2 separate regions of the Homo sapiens genome follow, and region 1 is linked to region 2. A link is an interaction called in ENCODE POLR2A ChIA-PET data of the cell type or tissue named here. Cell type or tissue: PC-9. All regions are shown on one strand.

Region 1 (4,000 bases), 110 kb after region 2:
GAGACCTCCCTATTTACAATTATAACTCCCAGCAGCCTATACCTCTCTACCCTACTTAATTTTCTCAGTAGTGCTTATACCATCAGAATGCTGAATGATTTTCCATCTTTTTGGTTTATTGCATGTTTCTCTCCCAAGAATATCAGCCTGATGAAGATAAGGCTTTTAGTCTGTTTTGTTTACTACTGTACTTTCATTATCAAGAACAGTATCCGATACATACTAGGCACTCAATACTTGTGGAATTGAATGTGTGAACATTCCACAGAAAGAACAGAGGGATTGAGAGCCTTAGAAGTTAGAGATCTGCCAGTGTCTACATGAGAGGTCATAGGGCCCACACTCCAAATGCTATGTGCCTCATTTCACCAGAATGAGTGCATGTCAATATGGATAGTGTCTAGGCTGTATGTGCTGAGGATATAACCACACGCCAGTGAGCAGGAGAGAAGTGTTTTTTCTTCACAGTCAGACTGGGAAACCTACTATGGAAAAATTGTCTACTGGAGGATTATCATCCTTCAATGACATTTAGAAGCTTGGAAGGAAGAGTGATTTGTGGTTAAATATTTTTAAAAAATTGAACTTCAATTGCACTCTAAATTGCTCCCAGAGATTTCATGGTTAATGAAGCACATCAGAACTGATGAGAAAAATATGGCCATGGCTTCCCTAAAGATCAACACAAATCTGTTTTCCCTGAAGACCAACACAAATCTTCCCTGAAGATCAGGAGAAAGCTTTGCAAATAATGCCATAATAACCTTATAAAGTAGGTACTCGTGTTATTTCTTTTTATAGACAAAGAATCTGATCTCACAGGGTAAGTGGCTTGCCCAAGCATGGCTTGGTTCATTTCAAGACAGAGACTGAAACTCAGATCTGAGATCTGCAACTGTTATGGGTTGACTTGTGTCCCTCCAAAAAATACATTGAAGTTTTAACTCTTCGTGGATCAGAATACGACCTCATTTGGAAATAGAGTTGTTGTAGATGTAATTAGCTAAGTTATAATATGAGGAGATTATACTGAGGTAGAGTGGGTTCTTAATTCACTATGACTCGTGTTCTTATAAGAAGACAAGAGAGAGACACATGGGGATGTTATGATCCACAGAGGCAGAGATTGGACTGATGCGTCTACAAGCTGGGGAATGCCAAGGGTTTCCGGCAACCACCAGAAGCTGGCAGAGGCAAGGAAGGATTCTTCCCTAGAGCCTTTGGAGAGGACACACCAACACCTTGAGTTTGGATTTCTAGACTCCAGATCTGTGAGACAATAAAATCTGTTGTTCTGAGCCACCCAATTTGTTGTGCTTTGTTATGGTAGCCCTAGGAAACTAATATACGGCACGATTCCTGAATATTTGAAGGAACTGCTGGCTTTATAAGGGGTGATTGGAAGAGGATTGGGACTAGACAAGCATGGCAATGAGGGAACCAGATGTGGAGCAAATGGGAGAGATTTTTAAAGGCATCCTGGAATTTCTGGGAGAGAGGAAGGTATTTAGAGAGAATTTTGGCATGCTTTCTGTGCAAAGACCCTAAGAAGGCCCTTTTAAGAAAACTTAGGCTAGATGTCTTGATTATTACTCAGGGTGTCAAGAGTGTGACTTGTGTTTCCCTTGACTGTGTCTCCATGGTAGTCTGAGCCATGCAAGTCCTTGGATTCCATCAGGTTACACTACAGAAGCTCCATGCTATTGCATTTCTCTTTGCTTTGGTGCTGGTTATGATCCCCTTATTCTAGTAGTGTTGGCAGTCCTTTGAAACTCATGTCAATATCGTCTTTTTGGAGAGCCAGGAACTTCTTTTATGGTCGTCTGGCACAAACAGGTGGTCAATAAGTGTTTGTCAGTTCGATAAATGGATAAGAGTGTCTAGCCGCCCAGGGTAGGTAAGGTGCTCCTCATTTCCCTTTCTTGTTCTTACCTCCAATAGGGCACCTATTACATGGCATTCTAACTGCTTATTCACTTGTTTGCTGTCCTGTATTCTGTAATCTTGCTGAGGACTGAGAATGTCTCATTTGAGTTTTTTTTTTTTTTTTTTTTTTTTTTTTTTGAGACAGAGTCTTGCTCTGTTACTCAGGCTGGAGTACAGTGGTGCAATCTCAGCTCACTGTAACCTCTACCTCCCAGGTTCAAGTGATTCTCCTGCATCAGCCTCCTGAGTAGCTGGGATTATAGGCATGCGCCACCATGCCTGGCTAATTTTTTTTTTTTTTAGTAGAGACAAGATTTCACCATGTTAGCTAGCATGGTTTTGACCTCCTGACCTCATGATCCTCCCGCCTAGGCCTCCCAAAGTGCTGGGATTACAGGCGTGAGCCACCGCGCCCAGCCTTGAGGTTTTATCTCTAATAGCTAGCAGAATAGTTGCTACATAGTATATGTTAATGTTTCCTCAACAAATAATTAATGAGTGAACAGGGCTGGGAGAATTTTGGCATGCTTTCTGTACCAAGACCCTGAGGAGGCCCTGTTAAGAAAACCTATAGCAGATGTCTTGATTATTACTCAAAGTGTTGAGTGTGACTTGTGTTTCCCTGGACTGTGTCTCCATGCATAGGCTGTGCCACTTGGAGTCCTTGGATTTAATTATCCTTATTTTACTGAGGAAGCCCAGAGAGGGAAGAAAGGCAACTTGTTGGTTGAACAGAGCCAGTTACTCAACCTCCTGGTGGTTCTGTTTAGTCCTCGGCATGACCTTGGCTGATCCGTCTCATCAACTTTTGGCAATTCCACATAATGTTCTTGCTCCCAGTATTCTAGTTCAGTGTTCCTTTTTTTCTTACTCTGTCTCCCAGGCTGGAGTACAGTGGTGCGATCTCGGCTCACTGCAACCTCTGCCTCCCAGGTTCATGCGATTCTCCTGTCTCAGCCTCCGGAGTAGCTGGGACTACAGGCACCCACCACCATGCCTGGCTAATTTTTGTATTTTTAGTAGAGACGAGGTTTCACCATGTTGGACTAGGCTGGTCTCAAACTCCTGACCTCAGGTGATCCACCTGCCTCAGCCTCCCAAAATGCTGGGATTACAGGCATAAGCCACTGCGCCTGGCCTAGTTCAGTGTTCTTGACCATCTTTTTCCTTTCTTGGAATGTAGCCGAGCCCCAAGGGAGCTGGGTTCTGGAAGGAAAGGGTAGGAAACTCACTGCCATGCCTTTCTGTATGGGCTGATGCATCAGGAAGGTGGTGGGGAAGAAAGAGAAAAGCACGATGCTCAGGAGAAAGCTTTGCAATTAATGGCGTAATAACCTTATAAAGTAGGTACTATTGTTATCTCTTTTTATAGACAAAGAACCTGAGGCTCAGAGGGTAAGTGGCTTGCTCAAGCATAGCTTAATTCATTTCAAGAAAGAGACTCAAACTCAGGTCTGCTGGACCCAAGATGCTACCCTTGGCCCTGAGCACAGCTCCTTGATGCCTCCCTGCGTGCCGTGCTCTGAGGCCTGGGCTGCTGAAGGAAAGGCACCATACACGGGAGCTGTTACTGTGAGCCACTGTAAGACAGCATAGCCCAGCATAGGCTGGGATTGTGGTCAAGGAGGCAGTCAAGGTCAGAGCCAGATAAGCTGCTCTGACATCATATCCAAAGTGTGAGCAGCAAGAAGTGAGGCTAGGTGGCCCCTGCAGAGCATGAGGCAGAAAGTGGGCTGTAGAGAGTCAGGACGAGCCATTTGTGATCAGGACCATGATCAGCAGGATGGGGCCCTGCTGTGTGTGCGGGGAGCTGGCTGAACCAGGAAACAGCCTGCCTTAGTTCAGGGGCCTTTTGGAGCTAGGTCAGGTCTAGCTTAGGGGAGAATTGCTGCTGCCCATGTGCATTCCTGGATCCCTAGAGGAACCTGTGCTGGGGCAAAAGGACCAGAGAGGATGAGCCAGGTATCTTGGGGACAGTCAAAAAGACATCAGTTTCCAGCTCTGCCACTTAGGAGCTATGTGTTCTGGGGCCAATTACTTAACCTCCGTGTGGCTCAGCCTCTTCATCAGTACC
Region 2 (4,000 bases):
ACGGAGTCTCGCTCTGTCACCTAGGCTGGAGTGCAGTGGTGCGATCTTGGCTCACTGCAACCTCCACCTCCCGAGTTCAAGCATTTCTGCCTCAGCCTCCTGAGTAGCTGGGATTACAGGCACCCACCACCACGCCCAGCTAATTTTTGAATTTTTAGTAGAGACGGGGTTTCACCTGTTGGTCAGGCTGGTCTCGAATTCCTGACCTCATGATCTACCCACCTTGGCCTCCCAAAGGGCTGGGATTACAGGTGTGAGCCACTGAGCCCAGCCCGATTTTATTTATTTTTATTTTTTCATTTTGTTTTTGAGACGGAGACTTGCTCTGTCACCCAGGCTGCAGTGCAGTGGCTCAGTCTTGGCTCACTGCAACCTCTGCCTCATCAACGGTGATTTTAAGATTTTTGGTTTGAGCAGCTAGAAGATTGGATTTGCCATTTAATGAGATGGGGAAGGCTGCAGAAGGAGTGGACTTAAAAGGAGAAATAGGCAGCTGAGTTTGGGCCTTTAATGCCTTTGAAATCTTAGCCATTAAAGTGCAAATGTGAAGACATCAGCTGGACATACTGCCCTGCTATTCACGGAGAGGCCTGGGCTGGAGATGTGAATTTAGGAGTCCTCTGCACAGCTGGTATTTAAAGCCATGAAACAATAGGAGGTGATCAGGGGAGTAAGTGCAGAGAGGGAAAAGTAGAGGCCCCAGGACTCAGCTCTTCAGACGTTGGAGAAATGGGGGTGGGCCAGCAATACAGACAAAGCATGAGGGGACAGTGAGATAGGCAGAGGGGTGTGGTCCTGGGGATCAAGTGAGGAGGAAGAGGTAAATGCTGTCAAATGCTGCTGAGGGGGCCATGCGAGGTGGCTCACACCTGTAATCCCAGCACTTTGGGAGGCTGAGGCGGGTGGATCACCTGGGGTCGGGAGTTTGAGACCAGCCTGACCAACATGGAGAAACCCCGTCTCTACTAAAAATACAAAATTAGCTGAGCGTGGGGGCACATGCCTGTAATCCCAGCTACTCGGGAGGCTGAGGCAGGAGAATCGCTTGAACCCGGGAGGCGGAGGTTGTGGTGAGCCGAGATTGCACCACTGCACTCCAGCCTGGGTGACAGAGTGAGACTCCGTCTCAAAAAACAAAAAATTAATTGAGAATTAATAATAATTGTATAGATTTATGGGGTGTGATAAACCTCCAAGTGTCAGAGGTTTGGGGAGAAAGGAGAAATTGTGAATAAACCCCTCAGACCTTCCTATTCACAGTGTCTGTCTGGGGACCAGTAGCAACCACAGTAACAACTTGTTGGAAATACAGATTCTCAGGTTTACTCAGACCTATTGAGTCAGGGTCTTGCTGCCAATCAGGCTAGAGTCAGTGGTGCCATCATAGCTTACTGCAGCATCAAACTCTTGGGCTCAAAGGATCCTCACATCTCAGCCTCCTGAATAGCTAGGACTACAGGCATGCATCACCACACCTGGCTTTTTTTTTTTTTTTTTTTTTAACTTTTTGTAGAGATGGGGTCTTACTACATTGCCCAGGTTGGTCTCAAACCTCTGGCTTCAGGCAATCCTCCCACCTCAGGCTCCTGAAGCACTGGGATTACAGATGTGAGCCATTGTGCTCAGCCGGAATCTGCGTGTTTTTTTTTTTTTTTGAGTCTTGCTCTGTCACCCAGGCTGGAGTACAGTGGTGCCATCTCCACTCACCGCAACCCCCCACCATCCCGGGTTCAAGCAATTCTCCTGCCTCAGCCTCCCCAGTAGCTGGGATTACAGGCACGTGCCACCACGCCCAGCTAATTTTTGTATTGTTAGTAGAGGTGGGGTTTTGCCATGTTGACCAGGCTGGTCTTGAACTCCTGACCTCAGGTGATCCACCTGCCTGAGCCTCCCAAAGTGCTGGGATTACAGGCATGAGCCACCGCGCCTGACCCGGAATCTGCATTTTAATGAGATCCCAGGTGATTCCTATGCACACTCAAATTTGACAAGCTCTGATGCAGGAGTGTGGGAGAGCCACCATTTGAGAGATTTGCAAGTTGATTGCCATGTAGTGGGTGGCGGGAACAACTGGCTTGAGATCAACCTCTCAGCCTGCCTTTGTTTCTCTTGGTGCTGCCTTGAAGACTCCAGGTCCTTCTAACTGGTGGTGACAAAAAAAAAAAAAAAAAAAAATAACCACAGTATGATAAGAAAGAGAAAATGTGCCCTCTCCTTCTGCAGCAGCAGAAATAAAAAGCAGATTCTTTTTTGCATCGTAAAACCATCTTTGCAAATGTTATTTCTAACAAGGGAGTCTCGTCAGACAGTTAACTTTATGAGACTTGCTTTGTCCTGCGAAAGTAACCTTTAACTTTTAAAAAGCTTGTGATTCTGATTGCTTGTCTTCCTTAATAGTGTGTTGCCCTGGCAATAATATTTAAATTCACATCTGTGTTTTCTAGAAGGTATAAATACCTGTGAGTTTTCTTTGTTAAGCCAGAGGGGGAGCATTGACACATTCCTCTTCTCCCACGCGCATGAAGTAGAATAAACCCAGTGACTGCAAGATTTCTTAATCAAACAAAGAATTTGAGAATATTGTCTCATTTAAATCAACATGGAGACCAGGGGTGGTGGCTCACGCCTATAATCCCAGCATTTTGGGAGGCTGAGGTAGGAGGATTGTTTGAGCCCAGGAGCTTGAGACGAGCTTGGGCAACACAGTGACACTCTTTGTCTCTACAAAATAAAAAAAATTAGCTGGGTGTGGTGGTGTGCTCCTGTAGTCCTATCTACTTGGGAGGCTGAGGTGGGAGGATCCCTTGAGCCCAGTAATGTGAGGTCGCAGTGAGCCACTCCAGCCTGGGTGACAGAGTGAGACCCCCCAGCTCTTTTCTCTCTCTCTCTTTTTTTTTTTTTTTTTTTGAGACGGAGTCTTGCTCTGTCACCCAGGCTGGAGTGCAATGGTGCCATCTCGGCTCACTGCACCCTCTGCCTCCTGGGTTCAAACAATTCTCCTGCCTCAGCCTCCCGAGTACCTGGGACTACAGCTGCCCGCCACCATGGCTGGCTAATTTTTGTATTTTTAGTAGAGACGGGTTTTCACCATGTTAGCCAGGCTGATCTTGAACTCCTGACCTCAGGTTATCCACGTGCCTTGGCCTCCCAAAGTGTTGCAGTTACAGGTGTGAGCCACCACACCCGGCCCCCCAACTCTTAAAAAAAAAATCATGCAGGCAGCAAGTCAGAGGTAGCGGCCATGAAGAGAGGTGGAAGTTGAGAACAAGCACTTTTGGGAATAAGGCAAGTGAGTTGACTAAGGACAAGCACAAAGATGTGAGGTGGAGCCATGAGGCTCCTGAGCAGAGGTCAGGAACCCTACATTTGTTCTGGTGCCAATCTGCCAGAGAGTGGGAGCTTTTTCCAGCAGTGCCTGACTGCCCATGTGTCGGGTCAGAGAAGATGGATGGTAGCATTGACCCAGGGTGGTGAATTTGTGGTAGAAGCAAGGGGTCGGGGGATCATGAGTATTGGTGGTGCTGAGGAAAGACTGCAGGGTCCAGGCTGCTCAGGGAAAGAAAGCACTTGCTGAGGATGGGCAAGGACAGGGCCTGGAGGAAGATGAGAGGCTGAGGGGGTGGGAGAGTGAGAGTGGAAGACATTGGGGTTTTAGCTCTTGAAGCGGGAGCAGTTGAGGGCTCTGGATTTGGCTGACACAGGGTAGAGGGTAAGGTCCTTGGGGCTGAAGACATCATGACACTGGCACTATTGAGTTGAATGGGTCACCCAGCCAGGATGGTGGCCAGATTTAAGAGGAGGAGGCTGGGCGCAGTGACTTATGCCTGTAATCCCAGGAGTGAGATTTTGGGAGGCCGAGGTGGGAGGATCACAAGGTCAGGAGTTTGAGACCAGCCTGGCCAATATGGTGAAACCCCGTCTCTACTAAAAATACAAAAATTAGCCAGGTGTGGTGGCGCGTGCCTGTAGTGCCAGCTACTTGGGAAGCTGAAGCAGGAGA

The links. Peaks named below come from ENCODE experiments on the same cell type or tissue, not always from the same donor. Only the 100,000 strongest peaks of a DNase experiment are listed, where the experiment ranks them.
Region 1: POLR2A ChIA-PET joins it to region 2 with 8 read pairs; 7 of 35 experiments call an interaction of 5 or more read pairs at or near these places.

The regions. Positions count from the first base shown.
Region 1 is chr11:63,004,562-63,008,561 of GRCh38, forward strand. The region is part of intron 2 of SLC22A8 (solute carrier family 22 member 8); the gene reads right to left. Among named protein-coding and RNA genes, the nearest start is that of SLC22A8, 9.3 kb to the right of the region's middle. In PC-9, no CTCF peak of the experiment used is centred here; no DNase peak of the experiment used is centred here; H3K27me3 peaks cover 1,930 bases.
Region 2 is chr11:62,896,884-62,900,883 of GRCh38, forward strand. No RefSeq gene overlaps it. Among named protein-coding and RNA genes, the nearest start is that of CHRM1-AS1, 11 kb to the right of the region's middle. In PC-9, no CTCF peak of the experiment used is centred here; a DNase peak (open chromatin) is centred at 2,455; H3K27me3 peaks cover 3,049 bases.